3 separate regions of the Mus musculus genome follow, and regions 2 and 3 are each linked to region 1. Evidence: chromatin loops called from intact Hi-C (ENCODE). Cell type or tissue: heart. All regions are shown on one strand. Each heading gives the region's core, and the rest is flanking DNA. Links, peaks and the distances in the headings are about the cores only. Region 1 overlaps Hmgcll1 (3-hydroxymethyl-3-methylglutaryl-Coenzyme A lyase-like 1). Region 2 overlaps Hcrtr2 (hypocretin (orexin) receptor 2). Region 3 overlaps Hmgcll1 (3-hydroxymethyl-3-methylglutaryl-Coenzyme A lyase-like 1).

Evidence for each region. Peaks named below come from ENCODE experiments on the same cell type or tissue, not always from the same donor. Only the 100,000 strongest peaks of a DNase experiment are listed, where the experiment ranks them.
Region 2: it touches region 1 in a loop (7-fold over the local background); 10 of 42 quality-filtered maps call a loop at or near these places.
Region 3: a loop joins it to region 1, with 6 times the contacts of the local background. A loop is called at or near these places in 6 of 42 quality-filtered maps.

The regions. Positions count from the first base shown.
Region 1 is chr9:76,117,645-76,128,410 of GRCm38, forward strand. All of the region lies in intron 7 of Hmgcll1 (3-hydroxymethyl-3-methylglutaryl-Coenzyme A lyase-like 1), which reads left to right. Among named protein-coding and RNA genes, the nearest start is that of Gfral, 91 kb to the right of the region's middle. In heart, for the core only: a CTCF peak has its summit at 5,459 (motif pointing left); no DNase peak of the experiment used is centred there.
Region 2 is chr9:76,231,615-76,242,380 of GRCm38, forward strand. Hcrtr2 (hypocretin (orexin) receptor 2) reads right to left here. Exons shown (of 8, transcript NM_198962.4): 5 at 4,555-4,775; 6 at 1,286-1,407. Among named protein-coding and RNA genes, the nearest start is that of Gfral, 23 kb to the left of the region's middle. In heart, for the core only: a CTCF peak has its summit at 5,242 (motif pointing left); no DNase peak of the experiment used is centred there; H3K4me3 peaks cover 1,653 bases; H3K27ac peaks cover 1,501 bases.
Region 3 is chr9:76,017,037-76,027,802 of GRCm38, forward strand. The region is part of intron 1 of Hmgcll1 (3-hydroxymethyl-3-methylglutaryl-Coenzyme A lyase-like 1); the gene reads left to right. Among named protein-coding and RNA genes, the nearest start is that of Hmgcll1, 7.4 kb to the left of the region's middle. In heart, for the core only: a CTCF peak has its summit at 6,627; DNase peaks (open chromatin) are centred at 6,575 and 7,475; H3K27ac peaks cover 630 bases.

The DNA of each region.
Region 1 (10,766 bases), core at 1,683-9,682:
GAAGTTACAGGCAAACAGTCATGAGGGCTTGCCAAGGTCACAGTTATAAGACGGTAACTATAATTAAAGAAGGGCATTATAGCCTGATATAGCTGTCTTCTGAGAGGCTCTGCCAGTGCCTGCCAAATACAGAAGTAGATGCTCATAGCCATTCATTGGATGGAGCACAGGGTCCCCAATGAAGGAGCTAGAGAAAGTACCCAAGGAGCTGAAGGGATTTGCAGCCCCATAGGAGAAACAACAATATGAACTAACCAGTACGCCCAGAGCTCCCTGGGACTAAACCACCAACCAAAGAAAACACATGGTGGGACTTGTGGCTCTAGCTGCATATGTAGCAGAGGATGGCCTAGTTGTTCATCAGTGGGAGGAGAGGCCCTTGGTCCTGTGAAGGTTCTATGCCCCAGTATAGGGGAATGCCAGGGCCAGGAAGCAGGAGTGGGTGGGTTGGGGAGAGGGGAGAGGGAAGGTGATAGAGGATTTTCAGAGGGGAAACTAGGAAAGGGGATAATATTTGAAATGTAAATAAAGAAAATATCTAATAATAATAATAATAATAATAATAATAATAATAATAATAAATAAGGGCATTATAGCAAGAGGCAACCACAAAATAACTTAGAAGTCAAAATGTTAAGTTACCATTCTAGACAATACATAATCATAAAAATAGTCAATTAACAAAAGAGCGACCATAAAAAAGGAAGAGACAAAGAATGTAGAACATAGAAAGGAATGAGCCAAAGGCAGACTGTAGCTAGGACCTCAGTAACTGTGTTCTAATTGGATATCCTTATATCATACTACAGATCAAGCCAGATAATGGCTCAAACAGTATTTTGCTTTACCTACTTTTATGCCGTTTGCTTATTTCTGTGCACACATGATCCTTTAGGAACCCCCGTGTCTTCTTGCTCATGGCTCTCCATTTCTGAAGGCACCCGTGTCATCCCATTTGATTATTTGAAAAGAAAAAGCGCCACAGTTTCTGAAAACACCTGTTTGAGAAACGACACACATTGAGTTGCATGTACACCATTGCTTACACAGTCTCACAGTCTCAAGCACAGTAGGGCTGCTGTGTAGCTGGGCTCTGAAGGGAGAGGAAACGGTTTTGGCGAAAGCTACAATGATTGGGTGTCTAAACTTTTTTATGCATTAACTTTCCTTTGGGGATATGAAATGATGCACATTTTTGGTGTTCACAAAGGAAGATGCTGACTTTCTATCACAGAGCACAGAAATCCTCAAGCTAGAACTTAAGACTATTTTTGACTCTTAAATGAGCAAGTCAGGAAGTAGAATTTTCTAACATCTCCATGTTGACATATGAGAGGTTTATTATTATTATTATTATTATTATTATTATTATTATATAGAATAGAATTTATTCATGGCATGGGGAGGGGAGTCAAGAGGGTAGTAGAGACAGAGAAAGGCAGAGAGAGAGAGTAGAAGAGTAGAAGCTAGCTATGAGGGCATGGAGAGGGTGGGGAAGAGGTAAGGGGACAGAGCAGGAGCAATAAGGCAAGAGACTAAGAGGGCAAGAGACCAAGTGAGATGTTTTTATGTCAGGTCTGTCTCTTGCTTCTGAAGTGTGCACTAGCAGCCAGAACTTTAGTTATCGCTTAGGAATTAGTAATATGAAACCTCAGGTATATATATACCTTATCTTTATTAACTGAAACCATGCATATATGAAAATCCTTGTGTTTACAGGACATTGGTCTAGTCATTTCCTATTAACATACTAGAAAACCATGGATGGTGGATGAGGAATGAAGAGAGTCAGTCAAGAAGAAAAGCAGGCGCTGCTTCTTCAGTGGGGGAACAGGCATATGAAGGGAGCTGGACGTGACTAAAGTATGTTATGTACATGTGTGAAGTGCTGCAGTCAGGCTCACTGTAGTGTCCACTTGATATACACAAATTTAAAAAGAAAATAGGCAACACTAAAAGAGATAATAAGCAGAACTGAATTCAGTAAGTAAAAGGCTGAGGTAGATCAAAATAACTCTGTGGTTATTGTACTGTCAGAAGAAGGAAATTATGAAAAAAGCAAACATTGCCCTAAGTACCTATAATATGTAATTATTATAGAGAAAATACAGCTATATACTAGTTATTATTATTATATTTATAACATATTAAAATGTATAGTATTAAATATGTTGATATATAAACAATATATGTAATATATGTGTAATGTATATTAATATTATAATATATATTTATTACTAGTTGCTATTATTATAGTCTGGAAATGCAATACATACCAGAGTATCTTATTATTTTACCTTTTATTTACTTAAAAATCAAAACCACTAAATATTCTTTGAAAGTATTAATTGTGTCATACTAGTCTCTAGTAATAAATTATTAACTGTTTTCTCCTTGTTGTGCACTTAAAACAGGAACTGATATCTACTCTTACAAGAATTAGTACAAAGAATGTCCAACCTTGAGCACAACTATGTCAACGTTTTAAGAGATTTTCTTGGGCTATCCTCCTAAAAATACAAGAAATGGGGCACGTGGGTTTTTCCTGGAATGTCTCGATGATGTTGCTAAGAAGGGAGTCTCCCAAGGAAAGGGGCCTTTCTCACCTGTCAGCACTCTATTCTCAGCTCACACCACATCCCAGAGAGATGTTTCAGGTCAGAGAAGGATGGGTGTGAAGGGGTTTGGCAGGGCCTGTCCCTTAGTTTATGATGACTGTGAACCAGTTCTATTAGCCCCAGTGTACAACTAGCCCTTCCTTTCTCTGTCTCATTCTAACCATGTGAAGTGGCACATACCGGTTGCCCTCCAGACCCTCACTTTGCTCATCCATCAAATGGGCATGCGTTATTAGCCACTTCACATGGCACTCTGGCACTTTTTCCATTGTAAAGTGTACAATCCCTGTGAAAAGTAAGCTTTAATAAGTATTTCTTAATATCTTTGATATTTTCTCAGCCTTACAGAAATGGTCAGCTTCCTTGTATATATATTTCATATATTAATATGAAATTTAATTTTTATATATTAATATCTTTAATTTAATTCCAATATGACTATTATATTTTAATATGAGTAGTGAAAGTATGATATAACCTATTTGTAGAACACAAGTGGAAAGATTAAGAAATTCTATTTCAAAATTCAATGTCTGTTATATGAAAGTTTTAGTGATGACCATATTCATTCCTAAATGTAGATACATACATGCATGCATGTACACAGAATGGCTGATACCCTAGTATTGAGAAGTATATCAGTTGGTCAAAACATTGAGAATTATTTATGTGTCCCAGTTGTTTACCTTCTATGGTTGTCATGGTATGACATCATCTTCACTATATAGTTGCATGGCAAATGTGAGTTCTCTGTCTGGGGTACCCTAGTTCAACATGGTGTAATGATTTAAATTGTTGAAAAGCATTACTTGGTAAGATCTGGGCTTATTGAAAAGGATGCTGTGATCCATTAGTGATATCTGGATTAGTAAAGAGAAATGATTATACTGGTGACTGCAGTTATGCATGAGAGAGAACACTGGCTATGATGAACAAAATGAAGAGCCAAATTACCAGAAAATGGCAATGGTCTTTTTTATTAATATATTTTAAGTGCACGTGTGCGTGTGTGTGTGTGTGTGTGTGTGTGTGTGTGTGTGTTGCATCTTAGCCTCCTGAGACCAGAAAAGGGTATCAGAGCTGCTTGGGCTGGAGTTACAGGCAGCTGTGAGCCAGCCAACATGGGTGCTGGGATGCAAACGCATGTACTCAGGAAGAGGAACTTCACCACTAAGCCATCTCTCCTTGTCCAGTGAGTACAGTTATGTGATTTTATCCTGTATGAACACTTAGCCCTGGGTAATATTAATCCAAAGCGAATAATTTCCAAAGGCAGGGGGAAATAGAGAAGGTAGAAAGAGAGAGGCTGACCATGGCCACATGGAGAGGGGTTCCCCCTTCTATGTCAATATTTTCTGAGATCAGAGGGAGAGAGAGAAGGAGGGCTAGAGAAGAGAGTAAAAAAGGTGAGAGCTTAAAGGGGAATAATTTTCAATATTAGAAATAGTATTTTAAATCTAACATTGTGTAGATTTTAAAAGGATGCTATTTTTTAGAGAACAAAAGAATAGATTTTTTTTTCAAAAAATTTACATTGCCAAAATGTTTGAGTCTTTAATAACTTCAATACCTAAAAGCTTAGACTATATGGGATGTGTTGGAAACAGAATGGGACGCTTTTAGATTTGTTTGTTATACTTCCATTATGTAAACACACATATATTTTGGGGGGATTATTTCTAAGCACCACTTATGGATAAACTTTTCTTTAATTAGTATGTCTGTATAGTTAATTAGTATGTCTGCATGGTTTGAGCATCTGGTATTTTGTAAAACTTAGCATGCCTCAGAATTTACCTACTGTTCTAGTAAAGAAGCAATGTGCTTATGATATATCTTGTCCCATTTATTACTTTCCAGAAAGGGCTATGAATGTCCATTTTACACAGATCTGCAGAGCTCAAGTGAGGCCACAGGGTTTGTTGATTAGTAAGGGAAAGATTGGAAGGGGGATAGTCACAGTGCTCCAGCTGAAGATTTTTGTTTAGTTTGCTTTGCTTTATTCGTGTTTCGGGCCCTGGGAAAATTGCTTCTCTTTGGATTCCGGTAGGTTACCCTTACCACACAGGACACAGGATTTAATATATTTTATTTCTAACTTAAAGTTCCATGGGAGTTTATGTCTAGTTTTGGTTATGTCATAGTTTTGGTTAATAAATATTTCAAGTCAGAGGAAGAAGTAAAGAATATGTTAGCCTTGGCCTTATACATTCTGCAGCCTCATTAGTCTTACATTTATTTTGAACCTAAGAAGGTTGTTTATTTGATGGATTGTATTACATATTAGCTATCCACTCTGACTGGGACCCAGTGGCTTGTAAACACAAGACATGAACTTGGGGGATTCCTTTTTTTTAAAATTTTTTTATTAGGTATTTATTTCATTTACATTTCCAATGCTATCCCAAAAGTACCCCACATGCTCCCCCACCCACTCCCCCCTCCCACTCCCACTTTTTGGCCCTGACGTTCCCCTGTACTGGGGCATATAAAGTTTGCACGACCAATGGGCCTCTCTTTCCACTGATGGCCAACTAGGCCATCTTCTGATACATATGCAGCTAAAGACACGAGCTCCGGGGGTACTGGTTAGTTCATATTGTTGTTCCACATATAGGGTTGCAGATCCCTTTAGCTCCTTGGTTACTTTCTCTAGCTCCTCCTTTGGGGGCCCTGTGATCCATCCAATAGCTGACTGTGAGCATCCACTTCTGTGTTTGCCAGGCCCCAGCATAGCCTCACAAGAGACAGCTCTATCTGGGTCCTTTCAGCAAAACCTTGCTAGTGTATGCAATGGTGTCGAACTTGGGGGATTCTGATGTTACACTGCCACCACGTGGCTGTTCATCTCAAGATGGACATTGCTTCTGAGATGTAAAAATAAGTACTTTGTTTTTATTATGGTATCACAATAGTTTGGCATGTACTACACACAAACAAATACACACACACACACACACACACAAACACACACACACACACACACACACACACACACACACACACACACACACACACACACACAGCCTTGTACATATACAGCCATCAAGAACCTGTCCTAAGCGAAGCTTTGTGTTTAGTGAGAGACAGGACAGTATCCTAATGCTGCTCATCTTCCTGAAGTAAAGATAAGTGGTCTGTGCATCAACTACACATAATGATACACCAAGTTCAGTCATAAATTCTAAACATATTCCCCCTATATGTGATAAATCATCAGTAGAGCAAATAATGCTGTTTTTCTTAGTTTGTTCTATATTTGTCTATGTGTTTGGTATACATACAATTAGACATTTCTGCAGTAAATTTGGAGCAGTCAAAGAATGTAGTATTTGTTGTTTATAGTCTTAAACATATATATATGTTTTTGAGATATCTATCTATCTATCTATCTATCTATCTATCTATCTATCTATCTATCTATATGAATATATATGAGGTATTATGTAGTGTTTCAAAATGTCTCTATATGTTGTGAGTTTTATTTGTTTTCTTTTACTTTTTGCTGTAAGTCATTCTACGTAGTTTAGAAAGCCCTGAGCTCCACAGCTCACCAGCTGTACTGCCCCCTGCCCCAGTACTTACTGTACTTACAGACAGGTGCCTCCACCCATGGGCTAGCACTGTGCAGCCTTTACATTGCAATAGGTATATCTGTCTTCTCAAACACTCATCATTTTAAACTTAAAAATCCCTCTCTGTCTTTTTAATGTATGCCATTTACCATCATTATCTGTAATCACATACTTTGAAATAGTTCTCATTCCTGTTTAATTGAAGCCTACTGCCATTGATCAAAGCCGCCCCACCCCCCACTCTCCCCACTCTACTGTCCTGTCCTATGAAATTCACTTTTGTGTATGCTGCATATACATATGATCTGGAGGTGTTTTTCTTCCTGTGTTTTTTTTTTCCTTCTTCTTCATTTGTTGTAAAGATCTACAGTTCCATCTGTGTTTTTGCAAATGACACAATGCCATTTTATTTCTGATAAATAGCATTCCATTGTATATAGGTACTACTTTTTTAATCCACTCTTCAGAGATGGATTTTTTCTTTGTTTCTCCCTTTTGGCTATTGTAAGAGAGTATAATTTAGTACCAGCACAGCTTTACGGTATCACTTGTCTTGTTGCTGAATGGAAATACCTGGCACAAGCAACAGAAGAGAAGGTTTATCTTGGCACACATCACGGTAAGACAAACATGGCCATCGGCAGCCAGGATAGCTGATCACATCGTGTTCAAAGTCAGGGAGGAAAGCCATGGAAGATCAGTGTGCTTCCTCCTTTTTAATTCAGTTCAGGACAGCAGCCTATGGACTGTTGCCACCCATGGTGGGTTTTCCCACCCCATAAACTTAATCAGCATAATCTTTCAAAGGCATGGCCACTGTGTTACTCTACATTTTTACCAAGTTGACCATAGAGATTAGTTGTCACAACTGCCCATTGAAAGCTTTTTATTTAGACAGAACATATAATTGAGAATAATTTTTATTAGATATTTTCTTTATTTACATTTCAAATGTTACCCCCTTTCCTAGTTTCCCCTCCAAAATCCCCCTATCGTCTCCCCTCTCCCTCTGCTCCCCAACCCACCCACTCCTGCTTCCTGGCCCAGGCATTCCTTATACTGGGGCATAGAACCTTCAAAGGACCAAGGACCTCTCCTCCCACTGATGACCTACTAGGCCTTCCTCTGCTACATATGCAGCTAGAGCCACGAGTTCCTCCGTGTGTTTTCTTTGATTGGTGGTTTAGTCCCTGGGAGCTCTGGAGTTACTGGTTAGTTCATATTGTTGTTCCTCTTAGGGGGCTGCAAACTCCTTAGCTCCTTGGGTACTTTCTCTAGCTCCTTTATTGGGGACCCTGTGCTCCATCTAATGGATGACTGTGAACATCCACTTCTGTATGAGTCAGGCACTTGGCAGAGCCTTTCAGGAGACAGCTAAATCAGGCTCCTGTCAGCAAGCTCTTATTGACATCTGCAATAGTGTCTGGGTTTGGTGATTGTTTATGGGGTGGATCCCCAGGTGGGGCAGTTTCTAGATGATCATTCCTTCAGTCTCTGCTCTGAACTTTGTTTCTGTAGCTCCTTCCATGGGTATTTTGTTCCCCCTTCTAAGAAGGATCAAAGTATCCACACTTTTGCCTTCCTTCTTGAGTTTCATGTGTTTTGCAAATTGTATCTTGGTTATTCTGAGCTTCTGGGCTAATATCCACTATCAGTGAGTGCTTATCATGTGAGTTCTTTTGTGAGTGGGTTGCTTCACTTAGGAGAATTATTTGGGCAGTACATATAATTGAGAATTAAGAACTTTTAAAAGACATTAAATAGATTCCAAAGTCATATTACTTTTCTTAAAAAAGATTTTAAAATTTATTATAGATTTGTTCATTTATTTATGCATAAACATGTGCCATGTGAGTTTCTGTGTACCATGTCTGTGCGGGTGCTGTCTTGGAAGTCCTAGAGCTAAAGTCACAACCTGTGAGCCACCTGCCTTGGGTGTTAGCAACTAAATCTGGGTCCTCTGAAAGAGCAAGGAGCTTCCTATATACTGTGCTGTTTCTCCAGCCCCCCTCAATTTTATTGTTTTATTTACATTTATGTGTATGTGACCGTGTCTGTATGCCACATGCTGCAGAAGCTGCAGAAGCAAACCTCTGATCTCCTGGAGCTGCAGTGACAGGTAGTCATGAGTTGCTCAATGTGGGTTTCTTGGCACCCAACTTGGGTCTTTTGGAAGAACAAGAAGCACATTTAACCCCTGCGCCATCTGTCCAACCCTAGCTACATTTATTTATGGGGAGCAATTCTTCTCTCATGGCACACATGTGAGGGTCAGAGAACAAAGTTTTGGATTTTTTTTTTTTTCTATCTACCATGTGGGACCAGGATTCAAAATCAGGGTTGTGGCAAATGCCTTTACCAGATGAGCCATCTCAGTGGCCTCAAATATTTGAGGGATTTTGTTTTGTCCTGACTTGATTTTTGAGACAACGTCTCACTATGTAGCCTTGCTAGCATGAAACTTGCTACATAGACCAATTTGGCTTAAAATTCCCAGAGTTCCACCTGCTTTCAGAGTGCTAGGATGAAATATGTGTGCCAGTATGCCCAGCATGGAATCTAATAATATATTTCTCTTCACAGATAACATAAAGAATGAACTCTGTTTAAAACTGCTTACTTAAACTCTGGATCCACTTTGTGGTTAAAGCTTCCTTCGAGCTGTGTCCAGAGCCAATCTGATTACTAGAGAAGAGGCAAGCAACTGTCTCCAGTTCACCTTTTACCCAGATTATGTCTGTCTTTCCTGGAACATTTTCTGGGTCATTCTTGTACTCTTAGACTCCTAAGATACAAGTCTGTACAAAATAATGTTACCTGGAAAATTCAGGGGTTTTGTTTAATATCATCCCCATGTATTTATTAATATCCTACCCTGACTAACCAGTTTGCACAAAGCTGGTTTGTTTTCTGTTTCTTTATCTGCACTGAGCACCGTGAGTCACTGAAAATAAGAAAACAGGATTAAAGTGAAAGATATTTTATGTGGGCTGCGAATGTAGTTCCCTTGCTAGAGTGACCTACTTACGTGTCAGAATTTCTGAGTTCAGTTTTCAGCATCACATGAAAATCAGGCAATAGAATCTGAAGTTTAAGGCCACATGTAATTACAAGTTCAAAGCAGCCTGGCTTCATGAAACTCTGAAATAAAAATTATGAATAACCATATTATGTATGCTTACCAATATTGTTAGCATGTTGATATATATATATCATTAAGATATATACATGATACCACATTAAGAAGGTGGTATCATGACTCTGTATAGTGCATATCATTTCAAAACCAACTTCATTCCCCTAATTAAGTTTCTGTAGCATTTATCATTCAATTTTATAGACACAATTTAAATTACTTACTATGTGACATTTTAATTGTTTTATAAATTTCCTTCTTAAAAACGTGGTAAAGTTTCCATAGATGTTTGCATGTATTTATTTGATTTTAATCATCTAATTATCTACACATGATGTGTTAAATATTTCAAGACAGGATGCCCTTGATAAAGAATCTCTTGGTTCCTGTCTCTGGTTATGGCAGGTGGGAGAGCTGGCCCCAGGCCATAAGAACTGGAGTGCTGGCCTTGACCCTCATTGGCTGTAGCACTCAGGAGAGTGAGCCCTGTATCTCAACTAGACAGCACAGTAGAGCTGTCCCTGGCAGCATAGGTGCAGGTGAGCTAGCCCCAAGGAAGTGAGAGCAGGAGAGCTGCCCTGCCTATTGGCAGCTGTGGCATTAGGTGGCATTAGTTAGGGCGGCGCTGGAGGGCTCTGCATGGTGATGCAATTGCAAGTAAGGTGGCAGGTTGTTCAACTGAGTTACTTTCCAGGCCCAGATCCAGGGCTTTGGGTTGGGCCTCCCCAACATCTACCCCATCTGTGATCTGCTAAAGAGTGTGGAAGGGCCAGTCCTGCAGATTCAAAGCTGCAGGAACTCCATGACATAGGGCAACAACAAGCTATCCCAAAAGAATCCCATGAAGATCCAGTATAGATATAGTATCGAAACCAAAGGCCTCAAAACAGACCAATGACCCATTGCAATGAACATTTGCAAGTATAGATGTATGGACAAAAGTTTATACTGTGTGACACACTGTGACACACTACTATGACTTTTTTATTCTATCATATTTTATTTTATTTATGGGGAGAGGTCACAAGGTAGACAGTGGTTATGAAAAGATTGGGGGGGTGAGTGGAATTGTGGTGCATAATGAGAAATTCACAAAGAATCAATAAAAAGTTAAGAAAAAGAAAGTTTAGGATACTGGATATTGATATAGTTGTTCATCATAAAATTTCAATTTAAATTCCCACTAGTGGGAATATTTGTTGGCTTTTCATTCCTAAAATTTATGTATTTATTTACTCACTTATTTAAGAGTGTGTGTGTGTATGTGTATGTGTGTGTTATCGCTCTCTAGGGAGAGCCTTGTAGAATATCTCCTGAGAGTGAGTCATCCACAGGCTAGTCGGATGCTGCCTTATGCCCATCATGCTAGTTGGATGCTACCATCCACCAACATACTAGTTGGATGCTGCCTTACACCCATCATACTAGATACTTTAG
Region 2 (10,766 bases), core at 1,755-9,754, 110 kb after region 1:
ATATTTCTAGGCTGCCATGAGATATTTTAGGAAATGTATGTAATTTTCAAGGCTTGAAAGGAATTAAATGGATGTAAATGTTTGTTATGCATTCATGGTAGAAACATTTAAAATCCTTTTTTGGTTTTTAAATTTTTGAGACTGATAATAGAAACTTCTATTTGTAGTTATCTTTCTAGAAAGTCTATCCCTATCTGGCTGTTCTAAGTACTTAAACAAATCAAGCAAACCAAAAGGGACAATATGAAATTGGAAGACACTCACTGTTTATTAAATATATAACAAAAAATTAAAAACAAATAAAAATATATGTATAAAATGACTGTATTGTTAGAAATGAAAGTAAGAAACAAGCATTTTGGACTAAAACTGTACAAAGATGTGGCTAATCACAGCACAATTCTGATACGGCTACTTGTTGGTTTTCTAAGTGCTGGTGGATGGCCCTCCCTCATAACTTACAGATAACTTTATAAATAAAATAAACATAAAATTAGTAGGGGTACATTTGCCAGATTATGAGGAGAATTTGGGGGAAGAAATGGGCTAGATGAGATCATATCTCATAGTATTTTCTTGTGTGTGTGTTTTTCAACATAAGTTTAACGTAAGGCATGCAAGATACCCATTTTTCCCTTTAACATTTATTCTAAGTTTTCCAAGGAAAAAGATTAGATCATTTTCTCTGACAAGCTAGGTGCCATGTATTCACTTTCTTTCTTTCTTCTTTTTTTTTAACAAATTTTTATTAGATATTTTCTTCATTTACATTTCAAATGCTATCCCGAAAGTCCCCAACACCCTCCCCCAACCCTGCTCCCCAACCCACCCACTCCTGCTTCCTGGCCCTGGCATTCCCCTGTACTGGGGCATAGAATCTTTGCAAGACTAAGGGCCTCTCCTCCCAATGATGGCTGACTAGGCCATCTTCTGCTACCTATGCAGCTAGAGACATGAGCTCTGGGGGTACTGGTTAGTTCATATTGTTGTTCCACCTATAGGGTTGCAGACCCCTTCAGCTCCTTGGGTACTTTCTCTAGCTCCTCCACTGGGGGCCCTGTGTTCCATCCAATAGCTGACTGTGAGCATCCACTTCTGTATTTGCCAGGCACTGACATAGCCTCACAAGAGACAGCTATAAGTCGTTCTACACAAATCTACTCAAGGGCAATCACAGCTCAAACAGAAATGAAGCCCTCTATCTACTTTAGAATTGCCTCGGGGCATCTGCTCTAGAAACTCCACCCTTCAGTAGAGGCTCAACAAAGAAACATTGAAAACTCACCACTAAGAAAATTATAAATAATTGGGTTTGCAGCACTGTTGGCATATACAAGCCAATGAGAAAAAGTGAACCAAGCATAGACAGTCTCTCTGTCTTCCGTGTGTGTGAACATCCCAAATACTCTGTAGGAAAAGAAACAGAAACAGAAAATCAAGAGTCTTAAATAATTGAATCCTAAGGAGTACAAACATCATAGAAATAGCCTGACTCTGTCCTCTGTAAAGGTACTGACAACATAGCCTCTTGGGAATGGTCTCCTGTACCCATCAGAACCCCCAGCTCAGAAAAAGTCTCCATGTCTTGCAACCAGGAAATGCAAATCTCTTGTCAAGAAGAGACAAGCTGGATATTTATTTCCCTTCTGTTATCTTGTTTCTGAGTGTGCTTGAGTAACTTTCTGTTGGTATACCACCATGTGCATGCATGTTTTTATTTGTTTGTTTGTTTTAAGCATGTGGGTGATATGCCTACATGTCTGGGTACCACTTGTGTAAAAGCCAGGTACCTACAGAGGTAAGAAGTTCTTTAACTGGAGTTGTAGATGGTGGTGAGCTTCCAAGTGGATGCTGAGAACTGAACTGTGGCCACTTCCTGTAGTCAGGCAAGACTCTCAGTGGAGAAGTAACAACCTACCCAGGAAACCTTTGATCCAAAATGTGTCCTGCCTACAAGAAGTGCAGGGACAAAGGTAGAACAGAGACAGAGGGAATGGTCAACCAATGACTGCCCTAAATTGAGATCCATCTCATGGGCAAGCTCCAATCCCTGACAGTGTTAATGATACTTTCTTATGCTTGCAGACAGGAACCTAGCAAACTTGTCCTTTCAGAGGCTTCACCCAACAGTCAATAGAAAGAAATGCAGAGACTCACACTCAAACATTTAATGGAGCTCGAGGTCTTACAGAAACATTGGGAGAAGGGTTGAGGGACCAGAAGAGGACAGGGACTCCACAGGAAGACCAACAGAGTCAAGTAACCTGGACCTTTGGGGGTTCTCAGAGACTGAAAAAGTGAGCACAGGCTGAACTGAGTTCCCCTGTAAATGTAGCAGAAGAGCAGCTAGGTCTCCATGAGGGTCCCCAACAAGTGTAGCAGGGGCTGTCTCTGAGTCTGTTGCCTGCCTGCATGTGGATCCTGCCCTTAAATGGACAGCCTTGTCTGGCCTCAGTGGAAGAGGATGTGCCTAGTCCCGAAGCAACTTGATGTGTATGTGTGTGTGTGTGTGTGTGTGTGTGTGTGTGTGTGTGTGTGTTAGTGGTGGTGGGAGGACTCTCAGAGGGGGGATTCCCCTTCTCAGGAAGAAGGTGGAATGGTGGAGTGGGGGAGGGGATCCTGGAAGGAAAGAAAGGGCTGATATTGGGTTGTAAAGGGAATAAATAAATACTTTTTAAAATTCCTTTGAGGAAGTTAGTTTTAACCAACAAGGCTATACATTCTATAGCTTACATGTCAAGAAAATAAAAAGGTAGGACTTTACATTGTATGAGCAATAAATGAAAGCAAGATTTATATTCAAGGCAAGATTAAATTTAAATACATATCTTTTTAAAAAACTGTATTCAGTAAAAACATTTTCAAAGTTATTTTAAAATGTGTGTGTGTAAAAACACACAGATTGCTCAAAAACTTTTTTAAAAAAGTTTTAAATTATACTTAGATTTCTTTCCCACCCTGGAAAAGGAAGCTATTTAATTCAGAATAATAAGATGGATATTATTGACAAGAGGGCATCTGGAAATAACTAGAGGGAGAGGTGCAAGCGCAGAGGTATAAGAAATTCAAATATGCATCCCACAGAGTGCTAAATCCATTTTCAAAATATTTGATCTGGATTGGTAAAGAAACAAGGGGAGAAGGAAAGAGGAGGGGGAGGGGGAGGTAGAGGAGGAGGAAGGGGAGGGAGAAGAAGGCTAAGGGGAGGGAGAGGAGAGGGAAGAAGAGGACAGGGAAAGGGGGAGGGGAAAGGAGGGATGAATCTATTCATTATCATTCATGATTATGATGCCCTTTTTTCATTTATTTATTTACTTATTTGTTCACTTTACATCTGGATGGCATCCTCCCCCCAGTCCCACCTTTACAAGCCCCTACCCTCCCACTACCCCCTCATATTCTCTGAGGAGGAACCTTGGGCACTGCCCTGACCCTGACCCCGACCCCGCCCCTCGCCATGGAAGTTGCCTGCCACTGGATTCCCTTCTGCTAGCAGGACTGCCTGGTTTATGGTGTTCTTAATAGTGTGTGTGTGTGTGTGTGGGGGGGGGGGAATGGGGTGGCCGGGCTAGCTAGCGGGGATGGGGTGGGGGAGGGGGCTAACTAGCAATGCATTTAATACATTTGTGTATGATTTCTGCGAGGAAGAAATCGAGAGGGAACCTTGGCAGGAGCAGAGGGTAGATTGTTTTGTGAATTGAGTTTTCGAAACCCTTAAAACATACAAGGCTATATTCTTTCTGAACAAATGTTCATTTTCTACTTTGTCATTGAGGAAACCTTTAAAGAATGGAAAAACAAAGGCCAAAGAGGAGAGGTCTTCGCAGCTGGTTTATACCACTTTTTGTCTGACTCTGGCCAAACTTATCTGTCTCTCCAGCTGTGAGGAATATGATATTGACTCTGACTTTGGGAAAAGAGACATGAGCAATTTCAGGTTAAATTTGAAGCCTCTTATAAACAGAATTAAGGCTGCCTTGGGCGCAGTGGGTGTATGTATAACAGCTTTGATGTTTCCTGAGAAAGCTGGCTACTCATGTCCTGCACTGGACCTGCGACTCAGCATCCGCTGTTCGTGTCACTGGTCAAAATCATTTCGGCTTCGGAGTTTTGTCGATGTACCTGTGCTCACTGGAAATATAGGATTGTTGAAATATTTGAGAACAAATTTTTTATAAAACTCATTTACTCACTTCCGAAGTAATTTAGAAGTTCAATGGACTTTTATTTACTTACGAAATTAGTTATTGAAACAATTTTTATTAAAATATTTTCTCATCTAAGCCTTAGCAGTCAACAACAGGGGATTAGGAAAACGACCATTTTATCTGCCACTCAACTGAGAATCTTCATCCACTGAAAGAGTGTATTTCCTGTCTGTGCTAGAAGGCTGGTCTTGCCCTAAGTGCGCAAAGAACTCCATCAGCTCAAGCAACCGAGTTGATTGGCCAGACAAAGTCCCTAGGGAGAGGAGGGTCTGTCTGTTTAGAAAGAAAAGAGTTCTTAATTAAAATGCCAAGCTGCTTCACTTTTAAATAAACGCACGGGTTTTACCTCTTTAGCACATTGAGGATGCTGATTGGTAGATAGCAAATTGCAAAGACCAGAAGTACAACCATGAGCATCCGGGCTGTTTTCCTTCGTGCTCGGATCTGCTTTATCTCAGCAGCAACAGCGCTAATCCGAGCCTTGCTCTGCTGTCCGGACCCCCGGGGCTGAGAAACCGGCTGCTGCTGCTTCCATTTTCTCTGAACCACAGAAGAAGTTCCGGGAATCTGAAAGGAGATGGAATCCCTCATTGGTACTTATCAAAGTTCTACAAAGAAGATGTAACCACAAGAGTGAGAAGCAGAAGTTTGGAGTTTGAAATTTTCGTCTCTCCAAGCACTGGCTAGGCGGAGTATGTTCTTATCACACATTTCGTCAAACACCAAATAGTTATATGCCTGGGGAAAAAGTTAAAAGTAAGCTTATATTGTTCTTGTGTTAAAACACGATAATCTTGTCAAGGTCTGAAGAGAACAACAAGAATACATTCCCTTATTAAACAGAGAAGGGACATATAGAGAAAAGAACGCTAAGAAAATTCAGATTATAAGATTTCATTATAAGTTCTAAATTCAGAAGTCTCCTAAATTTAAACACTCATCAGATAACAGGACTGCCTGCCCTCCCCACACACACCGAAAAACAAAAAACTTAAATGACATTTTGATGCATCGATACTGCCACCTGCTGTCGAGTAGAGACACGGCACCTAACCAGCTACTGAGTTTTATGAGGTTTTCTGTCTCCTGTTGAGACAAAGCAATTCCATGTGTAGAAGGAACAAAAACTATTCTTCGTGATTTAATGTTCGCACTTACAAAATTGCCTGAAACTAATTTTGCAATTTTCCCTTCTTGAAAGTGCACGAACACACCGAGAATCCTTCCAGGTCTTACACTAATGTCTTAAATAGCCACTATTTGTAGCAATTACATTACACAACGTGCGTTTCCTTTGATTTTTCTGTTGGTTGATAATAGCAGAAAGTTCTGCCAAGTATAATATTTTCTTAATTACAATCTCATGAATTGATAGATCTTAGCAAAATATTAAAATGCAGCTTATTCATTTTTTTTTAAAGATGTGCCAGTAAGTCCACCGCGGGGACAGCTTGATTGTGTTACAGTTACTCAGCGGCTACTTTTATCTCTGCACCGCACACAGTACAGAGCAGCGCGTTCCCGTGGCCTCTCAGAATGAAGGCTACCTTGAACCCGTGGCTGTTTACACTATGAGATCAAAGTCTATTAGAGAATCTTTCATTTGAAAATGGAGCTTTGCTTTGATGTCCAAACAGATGAGTCTCATTACATGAGACCCCACTTGACCATCTTCTCTCAGTTCAGGAGATCAATCACGCAGATGAAAACCGGCCGTGAGACAGAAACTTCTCAGAAATGGGCAGGGCCACCTCGAGAAACCACTGGCTGAGGAGATAAAGAGTCACAAATGCTCCCATTTTGATGATTCTATTTTAAAATTTTCTAAAAAGATTTTTCAATTTTTATTTTGTGTGTATGAGTGTTTTGATCTCTTGTGTATCTGTGTGTCACATGTATACCTGGTGCCTGCACAGGTCGGATAAAGGAAATGGATTCCCTGGGACTGAAGTTGGATGGTTGTGAGCGGTTACACTTAATTGCTGAGGATCTCTTCAGTATTGTGGCTCTCTTTTTTAAAAAAATAGTTTTAGAAAGAATTGTTTTAGATGTAGCACTAGATCTTAGAAAGTTCCAGAATAATTCTATCACAAAAGCTGGTAAGTATCCATAATGGTCTTGAAGTGGAGTCTAAGTAGAACCATAAAGATCATTCTATTTTTAATGTTCCCGTGAAGGGAGAGCCAACATTCTGCCCAGTGACGACTTCTTCAAGTATCAAAAACATTCCCATGAAGAGAAAGTGGCGCAGGGGGCAGAGTTGTGGCCCTTGCGATGAAAAGAAAGGGACCTGTGCTGGTGTTATTCTCAGATAACAACAACCTGTAGGCAAAAGAAGCTTAGTCCTGCCTTCCATTCTTCACTGATAAGCTGTGCAGAGAAGCCGAGCAGCCCAAAGGGGACAGCAGAAAATTCATCAGGAGCCATTACATCAACTGACATGCAAGAATTGCACATAGCCTCAAGTCAAGTTCAGTGTGTCCTTAAAGGTAAATTGGAAATTTCATTTTATAGATTTGACTGAGAAGATTCTAAGTAGAAGAGAGCAAAATACTTCAGACCATGTATTTAATTTGTATAGAACTTCAAAACACATCTTATTTTTTAATTGTGAAAGGATTTCTCTTGCAAATTTACATACAAGAGAATAAGTCTTTTGTGTGCATTTTATATGCATGCACGTGTACAGTTTTATATGCACGTGTGTGTGTGTGCAGTTTTGTTTGTGTACATATGTGTGCACAAGCCTTGGAGGTCAGAAGACAATGTAGTCTGGCATTCCTCAGTTGATAGATATCTTACTCTTTAAGTAGGCCAGCTGGTCTACCTAGTTAGCCTTAGGGATCTTCCTGGTTTCCCTTCTCCAGCACTGAGGTTACAACTATGTGCCATGATACCCAGATTTTTTTTTTTTTTGCATGATTTTGGAATGTTAAACTCTTGTCTTCATGCTTACAAGGCAAGACATTTGTAGGCTGAGCTATCACCCTAGGCCCCTGGGTTTTGAATGCATGCCTTATAACATAAAAGTACTAATAATGATTTAAAAGAGCCAGAAAAGACACATCCCAATTGTTTGTCTTTATGGAAGGTCTTTCGCCAATATGACACCGAGAGAAATTTTCTACCTAACTGTAGAAAGCAAATCACAGCAATACATGTTCACTGTGTTTTAAATGAACTGTGTAAACTATCTTTGATATTTAAAAAAATACTGCAATACTACATACTGAAATGTGAACAATAATTATTAGTCCAAAGTACCATGCAAATGATGAATACTGAAAAAGAAATGAAATAAGATGCCAGCCACATAGAAGAGAGGCATTTCATGTTTCTGGATTGGCAGAGTTAATTTAGTGAAAATGGCTATACTAATAAAAGTAATTTGCATATTCACTAAAATCCCCATCAAAATTCCAGTGACATTCCTTAGATATCTAAAAAAAACGTAATCAAATGTAAACAAGTGACCATGAATAGACAAAAAAAAAACAAAAAAACAAAAAACAAAAAAAAAAACCCTCTAAACAGAAAGAATACTGTTGAAGATAGCTTAGTACCCAACCCTAGACTGCTATAGAAAAATAGTGAAAAAGACAGCATGGTATTGGCACATAAACAGACATGTACACCAATAAAACAGGATAAAGAGCCCATTAATAAATGCACAACAATGGCTACCTAAATCTGAAAAGGATATCAAGAGCATACATTGCAAAATGGCAGGCTAGTCAAGAAATGGCGTTGACAAAGCGATATTTACATGCAGAAGAATGAGCATCAACTGAGATCCACATCTTCATCCTTATACAAAAGTCAATACAAACTGTTCACAGAGGAAGATGTAATTATATTCTCTGTCTCTGTCTCTCTCTCTCTCGTGTGTGTGTGTGTGTGTGTGTGTGTGTGTGTGTGTGTGTGTGTGTGTGTGCTGTGAGTGCACATGCCAACAGAGGCTGAAGGTGTTAGGTCTTTCTGGAGCTGGAGTTACAGACAGTTGTGAGCTCCTTGAAATAGGTGCTTGGGTCTTCTCTAAGAATCCAGCATGTTTGTAACAACTGGTCCACCACATGACCTTAATTTAAAACTGAGATTTTTGAGCAAAACACAAGGAATATACTTGAAGTTAAGGGCATAAGCACAAACTTTCTTAACAGAATTCCCACAACCCAGACTAGTCCTATTCATCAAGAAGTGGATTTTGTGAAATTTAAAAGTCTCTATGCAGCAAGGAAAATTATCAGCAGAGCAAACAGATATACCATAGATTAGGAAGAAAGTCTTTGCCAGCTCATACAGGGCGAGGGTGTTGATATATAGAATAAATAAAGCACTATAAAATTTAAATATCCAAACCACAGAACGGCTAGTGGATAAATTGGCTAATGAAGCAAGCAGTCAGTTCTCAAAGGAAACACAAATGTCCAATAAATGTTTTCAGAACAGTTTAACATTCTCAGCTATCAGACAAATATAAATTAAAACCATTCTAAGATTCTATCTCACCCCTATCAGAATGATTACTGTTTTAGTTAGGCTTTCTATTGCTGTGATGAAGTATTATGACAAAAAACACCCCAAAACAAACAAACAAACAAACAACAAAAAAAGCAAAAACCCTAACCACTTGAGGAGGTAAGTCCCCATGAGGACCCTAGTCCATAATGGGGGAGGGGGGGAGTTAGGGTAAGAACTGGAGGCAGGCACTGAGGCAAGAATGGAAGCAGGGGCTAGGAGGTGTGCTGCTTGGTTTGCTTCCCATGGCTTGCTCAATCTGCTTTCTCATGGCACACAGTGCCTCCTGCCCAGTATGTCATACTCATGATGAGCAGAGTCCTCTCATATCAGTTGTCGATCAGGAAAATGCTGTGATTTTTTTTTAAACATGGAGATTAAGCCCAAGTTCACATGTTTGTAAAGCAAGCAGTTTACCATGTGTGCCATCTCTCCAGAGTCACAGAGTTCTTACTGTGAAAAAGTTTCTTTGCTCCCTAAAATCTAATTAACACTATCTACCACAATGATCGTCCATTGTAACCCCATGAAGGTGACTTCCTGACTACTGGAATTGATCTTTCAGTGACTACAGGACACACACATGGATAACTCATAGACTGTGTTTATTTCTCCATTAGTATTTTATTATTATTTTTTATTGTTTTCTACTATACCATCTAAATTTTATTGTGTCTTTCATTAGATACTTTTGAAAAAAAGTTTTTTCTTAGTGGTTACAATGAACAGCTTAATCTAAACAATGATTAATGCTAGTCAAATTTTAATCTGTATAAATATATATAGTGTTTCAACATCACTCCATGCCCCCTTCATCTTTCCTTTAAGTTACATATTTGGAAGTTGAATTCTTGGTTTTATTTTACACAGTTATATTTCAGTCTGGATACAATTAGAAAAGAATTACAAACAAAAATATCTTTATGGAAAATTCTTTTTGCAAGACAGGGTCTCACTATACAGCTTTGGTTAGTCTGGAACTCTCTCTGTAGATCAGGTTGGCTTTGAACTCAGAGATCTGACTGCCTCTGCTCCCTAGGTGTTGGGATTAAAGGCGTGTGCATCACCACTGCCTGGCAGTAAGGCACTACTTTCACTTGTGCTTTTGATTTCCTTGTGGGACTTGAAGCAGTCTTCCTGCATCTCCTCTTCCTCTATGACCTTCTGTCCATTTTTCTCACACTAGACTAATTGTGATCACTTAATATCACGGCATCAATTCTAACTTCTCTAAAACTGTGGTGAACAGAAAGTAAATGGGCCCACGGACACGGTCATAGGATGGAAAACCTTTCAGTCTGTGGAAAGTTCACATCCTGTCTGACTTCAGAGTATATTGCTGCTTACTCCTAATGCCTCACATAGTATGAGGCACATAAGTGCTTACTAATATTTCTGGAATGCATTAACAAAAGTTTATGTGGGAAGCCGCAAACGCCATTACAAGATGGCGCTGGCTACCACTGGCCACCACCCATGATTATGGGTAAACAACCAATGTGCACATGTGCATAAGAGTCTGGCCCGACGCATATTAATGAGGTACTGGTAGCATAACCAATCAGGTATGGACACGTCACTCCTAGGCCTATATAAGCAGCACCATTTCTGGCCTCAGGGTCTTTCACCTATGCAGTCAATGCTCTCCCAATAAACGTGTGCAGAAGGATCCTATTGTGGCATCGTTCTTGCTGGCGAGTCGGGCGCTCACAAGTTTACATAATAACTAAGATCTGTTATTGGATTCTCAGTACTGGATTGAACACTGAAGTATGCACAAGTTGCCAGGCAGGTCAGGCTTAAGAAGTTTCTAAATGAGAGGATCTTGAGAGACTAGTCTGTAAGTCTCATAGTCAGTCAATTCTTTGAATCATATCATTAAGGAAAGGGAAGTTTAAGTTGCTAATTCGAGCAAGACTATTGGTACTTTTTAAGTGATAACTGAAGTTCTTAACAAAGTCAGACAAGGGCACACACTTTGCTCACTAATAACAACATTTGCTAATTCAAAAGTGTAAAACAGAACCCATGCATCTTCAT
Region 3 (10,766 bases), core at 1,662-9,661, 100 kb before region 1:
ATGGCTTATCTCCTCTCACCCTCCTGGCTATTGTTTATATCCCAGTTCTTGGTTTTATATCCTCTTCTCACTTCTGAGCTTTTGTCTATACTTGGATATCTTAACAGAAAGTGATACTCCACATTTCCAACTTGCATCCATGTTCTCTCTCTCTCTCTCTGCTGGCTATTTTTCTGTGGAAAATCATCCCTGGTCTGCACAGAGAAGTCCTCCCACGTACTTAATTTTAATACATTCTGGAAGTCATGTAAGGGGAGGAACACTCAATGTAGAAAATGTGTCCCCTAGATGGGCCTGATATGTTGTTTATGATTGATATGGAGTGGTTCAGCTTACTGTAAGGCAGAGCTATCCCTGAGCAGAAGATAGGTGGTCCTAGGTGCTACAAGAAAGTAGTCTGAGCAAGCCATGAAAGTCAAGCCAGGAGGTAGCCATCTTCATTATCTCTGCATTTGTTCCTGCCTTGGTCTCTACCCTGACTTCCTTCAGTAGTGAACTATGATATGGAAGTATAAGGTATAAGTCCTTTCCTCCTCGGGCTGAGCTGATTTTGGTCATGGCGTTTTATCATGATAATCAAAACACTTAGTAATACACTTCCCACATGTGGGTTCTCTCCAAGATTTCCGGTTGCAATCTCTTCACAACTCACCCCACAAGCTCCAAACAGAGGGCTCCGTTCTGTTACTTTCAAAGCATTACAGGGTCCTGGAATTTCATTCTTTAAATCCTTTCAAGTGTATTTATTTCCCAAGTTCATCAGCACTACCCTTTTAAATTAGCTTTATGTGGCCTCTGTATGAGGCAACTGTGCCTTTCTCTTGTTAATTTCTGTTTTCCCCCTTCAGCCCTCTGTATACACAGTTGAGAGGTTCTGTATTTCAAGTAAAGTCATCCATTAACCCTGTTTCACAACCATCTGTGAATTCCATTATTTCTAGAAATAGATAAACAGAACTACGAACCCCCAGTAGTCCTTCATTCATCTCATTTTAAACTATTCACTTTTATTCTTGCCCTTTTTTCCCCCACAGAGGCCCTCTTTGAGGTCTCTACAAACCATGTTCCCTCTGATTTTCTCATCCATCTTAGAGGATATTTCTCCATTAATTAGCTTTTATTCCATCTTCAGTGTTCAATTTGAATGTCACTTTCTCACCAACTCCTTCTGAGATTACCATACAGTGAACTACTGTATGTAATATGGATTATCTATTTATTTGATGCTTATTTGGCATATAACTCTCAGTCATATGTTAACCCCAACAAGACCAGGAAACAACCCATCAGTGGATTTACCTCACTCAACAAAAATGCCTGATTAGTTCTGATGTTTTGTATGTACTTGCTAAACAAATAAATGACTGCTCACCTTTGCAGAGGACAAGCCAAGCATCACATAGTTGGAAAACAGTCTTAAAACAGCGATTAGCACATTATAGTATATAATACATAGTTTCTGAGAATGAGTGCCTTAGTACCAGCATCCACTGGCTGTTGTTACTGTTGGAATCATCTTTTTATTACATGGTCCCAGGCAGGGTTTGCTGGTCAAGGAAACATGCAAACGAAATTTGAATGCTGTAAATAAACCACAGGGAACTTTACAACTTATGTGTTGTAGAGTTTGGAGGATAAGATGACATATAGGGCCAGGAGATGTGTTAGGAGCTAATGTGGTTGCAGTTGGGATTGATAGAAACTTCTTTACATGAAAGGATGCCATTCTAAATAATAACAGGCTAGAAAACAAGTTAAGTTTCTCCTTTCTCTATTTATTTGTACCTGATATATCACAGCATCCTGTACATCTTACTGAGTGACTTTATGCTTAGACTAGCCTGTCTCCTTTATGAAATTTCACTGTATGTATGAAATTTAAAATATCTTGATGAGCTAGAAGGAGTCTCTTAAATCAATTAATCAGACTAGTGAAATTTAGTGCTAACCTAACCTAACTCTGATTTTAAACTCTATATATGCTATTTTTGCTTAAACTTAGTGAAAGGGTAATGCAAGTTTTATACATTTTATTGGTGACCGTGTAGCTTTAGAATGCTTCCTAAGGAACTTGAGAGGACTGGAGATGAATTTTTAGAAAAAGAAACACCCTCACTGCTTTTTATTTATTTTGTGTGTTACTTGTTAACTTGTTCCCTTTCCTTCCTTTTTTTTTTTTTTTTTTTTTTTTTGGGTTGTATTTTTAATTTCCCCACTGAATTAACATGTCAATTATATTCTGTTTGTATTATGTTCCCAGTTGTTAACTATGTCAACATCTAACCTTGACTTGCTAAAATATAAATATGATTGGTGTTATAACTTATTAAAAGTGAAGCTGCAACACTTTACTGCTGTCCTTTGTCTTTTGGTACTTGTGGTTGTATGCATTTTTCTCCACATGGGATAGTTATAAAATATATTTACTCACAGTCAATGCATATTTATGCATATTTGCTCCCTTTCCCTCATCCGCCACTGATTTATTCATTTCCAGTCTTGTGGTGGAGACTTCTTTTCTTCCACCCGGAAGTGTATGCACTTCAGTCTCCTCTTCATTGAAAATCTACTGGTCTGAAGGCTAGTAAGATGACTTAGTGGGCAAAGGCAAGCAAGCCCTGATGATTTCAGTTGAGTCCTGTGACCCACCTGGTATAAGGAGAGAATCAATTTCCTTTTACCTCTACACACACACACACACACACACACACACAGAGAGAGTCCACAGACACTAAATAAATGAACAAATAAATACATATGTATATATAAATGAACAAACAAATAAATAAATATAATTTTAAGAAAACTTAAAGAGAGAACAACAGTCTGGTGGCTCAAGTACTGGGAAGGCTGAGAAGGATGCAACTTAGTGAGACAATGGGAAACACAGTGAAATAATAATCTCACAAAGTGTTAAAGAAGGGTTGAGAATAGAAAATGATTAGAGTGATAGTCTAGCATACACACGTCTCCATTTGCTTGTTTTTTTTTTTTAATAGATCAGGTGATTATTGCTTCTTTAAGCATGTGTGTGTATATTAATGCAATAGCTACACGTGAATATTAATATGAACACACCACATAAATAATTTTAGTAAAAAAGTAAATAAATAATTTAAATACATAACAGCGCTGCAAAATGTGAATTTCTCAGCAGTTACAAGGGAAAGCACTTAACACACAATATTAGCCATTTGTTTTTTTTCTTGTCCAACAGTAAAGTATCTTTCACACTCTTTTTGACTGTCAATCACATCCACTGAGACTATTTCTATTTGTCTAGTTAGTGGTGTGTAGCAATTCTGTATTTTTATGCTTTCCTTTCCATGTTTAGTATGTATATTTCCTTCTTATACTCTTTTGCCCATTTCCTTCTTCAACTTTGTCTAACTTGGGATCAGTCTAATTTGTTGTATTCTATAATTTTAGGTTTCACAATTCTTATGGGTGCCTATATGTGTATGCGTGCATAGTGTGAATGTGTGTGTTTAAAGTATTCGAGTGTGTGTATACCCACGCTCATGCTTATGTGTGTGCAAGTGTTTGGAGACTAAAGGAGAACATCGAATGTTGTTCTTAGTCTTTCTCTACCTTACACATTGAGGCAGGAATTCCTACTTAAACCTAAAGCATACCAATTTCTGCTAGTTTTTCTAGTTAGCTTCCTTTAGAACTGTCCTCTGTCTCTGCCTCCTGAGCATAAGGATCACAAGTGAGCCTCCTTCGCCACTTAGCATTTATGTTGGTGCTGGGACTCTGACTCTAGTCCTTATGCTTGGGCAGTATGATGGTTAGCTTCAATTATCACCTTGCCATAGCTTAGAATTACCAGGAAAGAGAGTCTTAATGAGGGACTTCTTACATTGGGTTGGCCTGTATGCAAGTGGGCTATTGTCTTAAATAAATAATTGATATAAAAGACCCAGCTTGCTGTGGGCAGCACCATTCTTAGAAAGGATACCCTGGATCGCAGAAGTGGAGAAATGCATCTAAGCCCAAGGAAGCAAGTAGCCCGAATGCATTTGCTTACCTCTGCAGTTGACTATGGATGTGCTATGGATTTGCCACAGTGGATTCTCTGCTATGATGAACTATTACTTGGAGCTGTAAGCTGAAAGTGACCGTTTTCTCCTCTTAAATGACATTTTTTTCCAGGATATTTTATCAGTGGAACATGAATGTGACTGGGAGGTGTAAGCCCCTAACCAATGATTCATCACCTTAGTCTCCATTTCATAAATCTTTAAAGGGAATTAAGATGGCTTTACACTATCTGGATCAACAGGTTGTAGTCAAAAGGTCTGCAAGTCTCTTCTTGGTTTCCTCTGAAGCCAAGGTTTGGTATCTATCTATCTATCTATCTATCTATCTATCTATCTATCTATCTATCTATCTATCTTCTATCTATCTATCTATCTATCTATCTATCTATCTATTTATCTGTCTACATCTTGATGGTTGCTTTTCTCTGGAAAAATATAATAAACAGCCCCCTGTGTTTCGATAAGTGATAAATAGTTTTTCCCTTTCTCATGTAAAGAAATGTGATGATCTTTAGACAGCTACTTAAAGGGAAAAAAAAAATCCCCCGGAAAGCTGCAGTATGTTAACTGTAGCTTTTAGAATTTCAGATTAAAATATCTCTTTGCAATTTTTAAAGCTAGTTTTTGGGTTTGTCCATTATCTTACTGTGAATATTTATATTGCAGATACTTATGGGTAGCTCTGAGTTCCATATTGATAATCTCAATATGCATATATGTACTCAATTTGTTTATTTGCCCTCCTGGTATGAGTACTATATTTCATCTGTGCATTAGGCTCAGTAAGAAGAAATTACACATATAGTTGAGTCTGTATATTATTACTCCTTTTCTAAAGGGATTGGTCTTTTAGGCAATGATACCTTAAGCTAATCAGGTTCTTCATTGACACAATGCTTGGTTTACTCTGTTGGTCTACTTTTGCCCTTTATCTTCACGCATACGTCATGCATTTTGTAGCCTTTTACACGCTGGCAACTACTACAACTATTATTAGTCTCATCTCTTTATTGAGCCCTGATCTCAAAGTTCTGGTTATATATGTTGTTTTGATAAAATCTGTAGACTAAAATTGTTAAATGAATATATAAAAATAAACATATCAAACATTTTTATTTTCTTTATGATGAAAACCTTTTAAATAATTTTTATAGTTTTGTAAAATAGACATTTTGTTGTTATTTATATTCATCCCAATGTGCAGCCCCACACCAGAATTTCAAATTATACAACCAATGTATTGCTCATTGATCAACTTTTAAAACATATTTCTACTTTGAAATTTCCACTCTTGATATATTCTAGTTCTGTTTCTTTCTGTCTGTCTTTGTGTGTCTGTCTATCTATCTGTCTCTCTCATCACACTACTGGCTGCTTCTTTTTGATATATGTGTATGATTTTTACTCTTTTCACATATATGTGTTATGCTAGCAGATGTTTCTACTTTTATATTCTGTGTTTGTCTGTTATTTTGGTATAAATATCTCTTAAAACCCAGTTCTTGATTACTCAGTATCTTTAGGTGAATTTAGTTTTGATAGTGCTTAAATTGACCATTAGAGAGACTATTTCCAGCCATCTGTATCATCTTCACCACTCCAAAATTCTCTAATGGCATTTGTGTACTTTACTACTTTGTATTTAAATAAATGTTGTTGTGTCTCCAATAAAGAATTTGCTTACTTTAAAAGTTGCTTCATCTTTTTAATGCTGACAGATTGAACTATCATCTCCTAAAAAAAATGGATTATGGTTTTCAATTAAAAAACTTGAGCATTTCATATGAGTACTATATTATTTCTAGCCTTCCTTCTTCACTGAAAACTCCTGTATTTCCAAAACCCTCTAAACTTTATGACATCCTCCTCTTTAATTAGTGCTGCATATATATCTGTGTATGTACATCTATGTAAATAAAATCGACTGAGTACATTTAATGTTGCTCATGTGTATATGTGTTTATAGCTGACCAGTTAGGATAGAACAACCTATCAGGTGTCTTGAGGCTTTGATGTTCCTCATTCATATTGCCATGGCATATCAACTGGTATTGCCACAGCAATGGATTTATTTAGGGGACTATATTTTTGGGATAACGTGGGTACAGAATCCCTGTCATATTTAGAAGGCACTATATTATAACAGACATCCTGACCCTCTGGCTCTTAAACTCTTTCTGCCCCCTCTTGAGATGTTTCCTGAGTCATAGGTGTAAGGGTTGTGTTGACAGGAGATGGACAACCCATAGTCAGTAGCCTCTGTATTTTGATTAGTTGTTGATATCTGAAATTGTCTCTGACTGCAGAAGGGTGCTTCTTTGATGAAAGCTAGAATCAGGGTAGTAGGATGCAGGTGGTATGAGAAGGAAATGGGAAAAACAGACCACACCACACACTTCAAATACAAAACTTGCAGAAACTGAGCTGGATCTGGCCTCAAAGCCCCACCCCTGAGGACTGGCTCTCAGTTTCTGTGGGTGCTGTGTATGCAGGCTGCCAAGGGAGAAAAGCAATCAATAGTCCTATTCAACTGTGAAACCTGTGAACCGAAACAACGAACGACAGTTCAGCAAGCTATCCCCAAGAGTGCAGTAGTGACCCATCTTAGGGATAGCCAACAGCTGTCTAATTGGACTCAGTAGGGAGGAATTCATCTCTGCTCTAAACCTCCCCAGCCTACCAGTTGCTAGTGAGGTCATGGATCAAAGAGAAGAGCCTACTGGTGCCACTTTCCGAAACTAGTATAATTTCTGAATGTGTTCTAAATACACTCATCCGTAAACCCACAGGAACAAGTTTCTCCATTCTTACACTGTGACTTTTCAAATAGCTTTAGGTCAAATCTGGTCACAATTTGATTCCTGAATGTGCATGACTCACATCTACATGCTGAGACAAGAGTAGACACCCTGGGCTGTGTTTTAGTTTCTATCCTATTAGGAAATCTGTTTCTTGGTGTTTTATATATATATAAAAATGTGTAATAATTCTGTATTTTCCTCATCCTCTTTAATCAAATCATATTATTTTGTATGGGCTTCCTGTTTCAAGCACTTTTTATAGCTACCACTGTTGGATGTTAAGTACATCCCAGGTGCTTCCTGGTTGCTTATTTAATCATCTCACTAGTCTGTTTTGTAGATTTCAAAGGCATGGCACACAATGGTTAAATAAGTTGCTCATAGCCAGCAGCTAGTGAAGAGCAGAGTTAGGTTGGGAACGCAGGAAGTTCTACCTCCAGAACATTCAGTTTGCAGGCGTGTTTCCACTATAGCCATGAGAGGACTCACTTGAAGAGTTTATTGAGTCTTCTGGAAGCTCTGACTCAGCAGCCCTTGCGGTTGGCTCCCAGCTGTCTTTGTTTTCCCTTCACCCCATCTTGGTAAGCTCTGTGCTGGCTGCTGCTGCTGCAGCCACCAGCTACCAACTGTGCTCCTATCAAGGTTCCTTTCCTGTGTTCTTCCTGAGCTCTTGGCTCCTGCTCATGAGAGAGTGCAGGCTGGGGAAAGACTACTGTGAATTTTGACTTCCTTTCTGCCCTCCCTGAGGTTGAGAGTAGAATTCAGTCTGGAATAGAACTGCATTGCATAAAAAAGGAAAAACAACTGAGTTTCCAATAAATTTCCTGTTCCCTTCAATCTTCAATACTTTCTGTCCTTGGATTTCTGTTGGCTCCTGGATTCCTTGCTCTCTCTGATTCCAGCTGGCTTTTACATCCTTCCTTCCCCCTATGCTGTGATTTTTTTTTTTTTTTCTCAGCTTCAAGCTCCTCCAAGTTTTCTGGCTTTATGGTTATTCACTCTGTGTTGTAACTTTCTCTGACCCTTTCTTCTCTTTCTCCATGGTACACACTTCCCTTTTAGTTTTATTTCTTTTTATTTTTTTCTTTTCTACTCAACCAGGAGGCCAGACTTCACAGGCACAGAAACGTCATGGGTCACTTGCAGGTGACCTGTGGTTTTTTGAGAGGCAAAATCAAATCGCCTATTTGGATCATTTTAACTGGATTCCAAATTTGAAAGTTTTTGGCCAGCCTGGTTAAAATCCTAAGAACAAAAGCAGCTTTTAGAATTCTGGTTTCCTTCTAGTAGTCTGGCAATTGTTAATCTATGTAGGAGAGGCAAATAGTCCTTTACAGCTGCCTTGCTGAGAAAATTTTATCCCTGGAAATATTCTATTTGATTGCACTACACTTAAACATGTAGGTATAAAAGAATGCCTTTATACACATTTGTCTTCTAACTGTCCTTGGCATCAAATTGCCTTCTGTGCTCAGGATGATTTGTTCTGGGGACCCTTGGTGGTGGACAATCACGTGGAAATAGCATGATGTGCTTGTTCAAGATGTTTCTATTTTTCCATGTTTCTGTTTTTCGTAATCCTTCAGCTGGCAGGAAATTGTAGTTAAGGCACCAGACACTTGCCATCTTTCCATCTGAGCGCTCTTCCTTTTCCCAAATAATCAGAATTCAGCCCAAAATTAATACTCAAGAGTTTTTAATTTCTTCTGTTGGTTCGAACCCTTTTTATAACTCATTTGGATGCTATTTACTTATGTAAATATTAATTAGTGAATCTTGTCCTCAAAACATTTATTCTAAAATAAAACTATGTAAAAAAAAAAAACAATTCTACATAGAGACTTTTAAAATTACCCAGGCCTATGAAGGCTTGCATTTTAATTTATTCACAAATCATAATTTGTGTTAATGTCAAAAAATTAGATACAATCAATAGAGAAATAAATTTAAAAGGCCTGTGTGTAGCTCAGTGGTAGGCTCCTTTTGTAGTATATGAAAGCTCTGATTTTAATGCACTGTATTAAAAAAAAAAACCCCTTAAAAGCTGTTCTGTCATTTCTCCATAGTCATAGAGGGGTTGGATTTGGTTCTTTTTACATTTTCCTTTTAAATTTAAAGTCTCTTTATTAAAATATACTTTGATCATATTCTTTCCTCTTCCCAAACTCCTCCAAGATCTTCTCACTTCATCCAATTCCATATTTCTCCCTCCCTCCTCCTTGCTACCCCCAACTCACGAGTCAATCAAACCAACAAATAAACAACAATAACAACAATGAAGAAGAGGAAGGAGGAGGAGGAGGAGGAGGAGGAGGAGGAGAAACAAACAAACAAACAAGGAAGAAAGACAGACAGACAGACAAAGAATCTGTTTTATTTTGTCAATAACTCCTGGGCCTGCCCTGGAGTTTGGTGATATACCCAGTGACCCTCCTTTGTAGAATACTGATTTTCTCCTCCTCAGCAGGCATCAATTGCAAATAGCTTCTTGGGTAGAACTTTATGTCCCTTCTTAGTTCTCAGACTCTGTCTGGCGTGAACCCGTGCAGGTCTTGTGCTTGCTGTCACAGTCTCTATGAGTTCATAAATACTCTATGAGTCCTGCATTCCCAGAAGATGGTGTTTCCTTGGAGCTATCCATCAACTCTGGCTCTTACAATCTTTCTGTCCCCTCTTCCACTTGGATCCCTGAGCCTTGCAGGCAGGCACAAGTTTGATTAAGACATCCAATTTAGGACTGAGTATTCCAAAGTTTCTCACTTCCTGCACACTGTAAAGTTGTGGGTCTCTGTGTTAATTACAATCCATTGTAAGGAGAAGCTTCTCTGATGAAGGCTGTACAATGCCCTGATCTATGCATATAGAGTATGCCATTAGGAGCCATTTTATTTTTATATTTCAGCAGAATAATAGTAATAATAGTAATTTCCCCTAGGCCCCTAACATCTCTATCTCAAGTTCTTGGCCATTTTTGTAGTGTCAGAAATGTGTTTTATCCCTTGCAGTGGGCGTTACAACTAAGCAGAAAATGGTTGGTTTCTTCTGTATAATTTCTGCCACTATTATACAAATATATCTTGCCAGCAAGTCATATGTGACTTTCAGTCCAAAATACCCATAGAGGTAATGTAGCAAGAGAATGTAATATGCTGGGAACTGAACATGGGTCTTCTGCAAGAGCAGCCAGGTCTCCTAGTGGATTTCTCTAGTTCTCCAAGGTTAAACTTTCATTCTGTATTGCTCTGTTCCTTTAAAAATCTAGCTTCTCTATTCTGCTTTTTATTTAAGTCATTTTCCATTTTTTCTTGCAATTGAAGTTTTTATCAATTACTTAATTTTAATTATGTGTACATGTGTCTGTGTGGTGGCATGTGCATGTAAGTGCAGGTACCAGTTGAGCTATAGGCAAGGGTCTCTGATTCCCTGGAGCTGGGATTATATATGGCTGTGAGCTGCCTCTTGTGGGTGCTGGGAAACAAACTCAGATCTTTTGTAGAGAAACAAGTGTTTTAAATTGCTAAGCCATCTCTCCATCTTCTGCGATTACAGTAAAAAACATAGATCCATAAACTTGTTCTAATTAGGTACACGAGAGTATCAGGTCTTATGGAAGTGGATAGATTTGAGGGTCAAATAAAATTTGAATAGGTAATAATGCATTCTGGACAGAGTAAGATGTTGTGCAGAGTTGATGGAATGAAATATTAAGTGTTATTTCTTTTGTAGAATATATTTTAATTAAAATATAATTTCTTCATTTTCCCATTCCCTTGCTCCTATCTGACCGTTTCCATGTTCCCCCATTAATCCTTCTCAATTGATGATGAGTTCTTTTTATTTCTATTAATATTGTTACATGTGTGTGTAGATATACAGATATATAAGTACAGTTAGTTGATTTCATTGCTGTTTATGTGTTGAG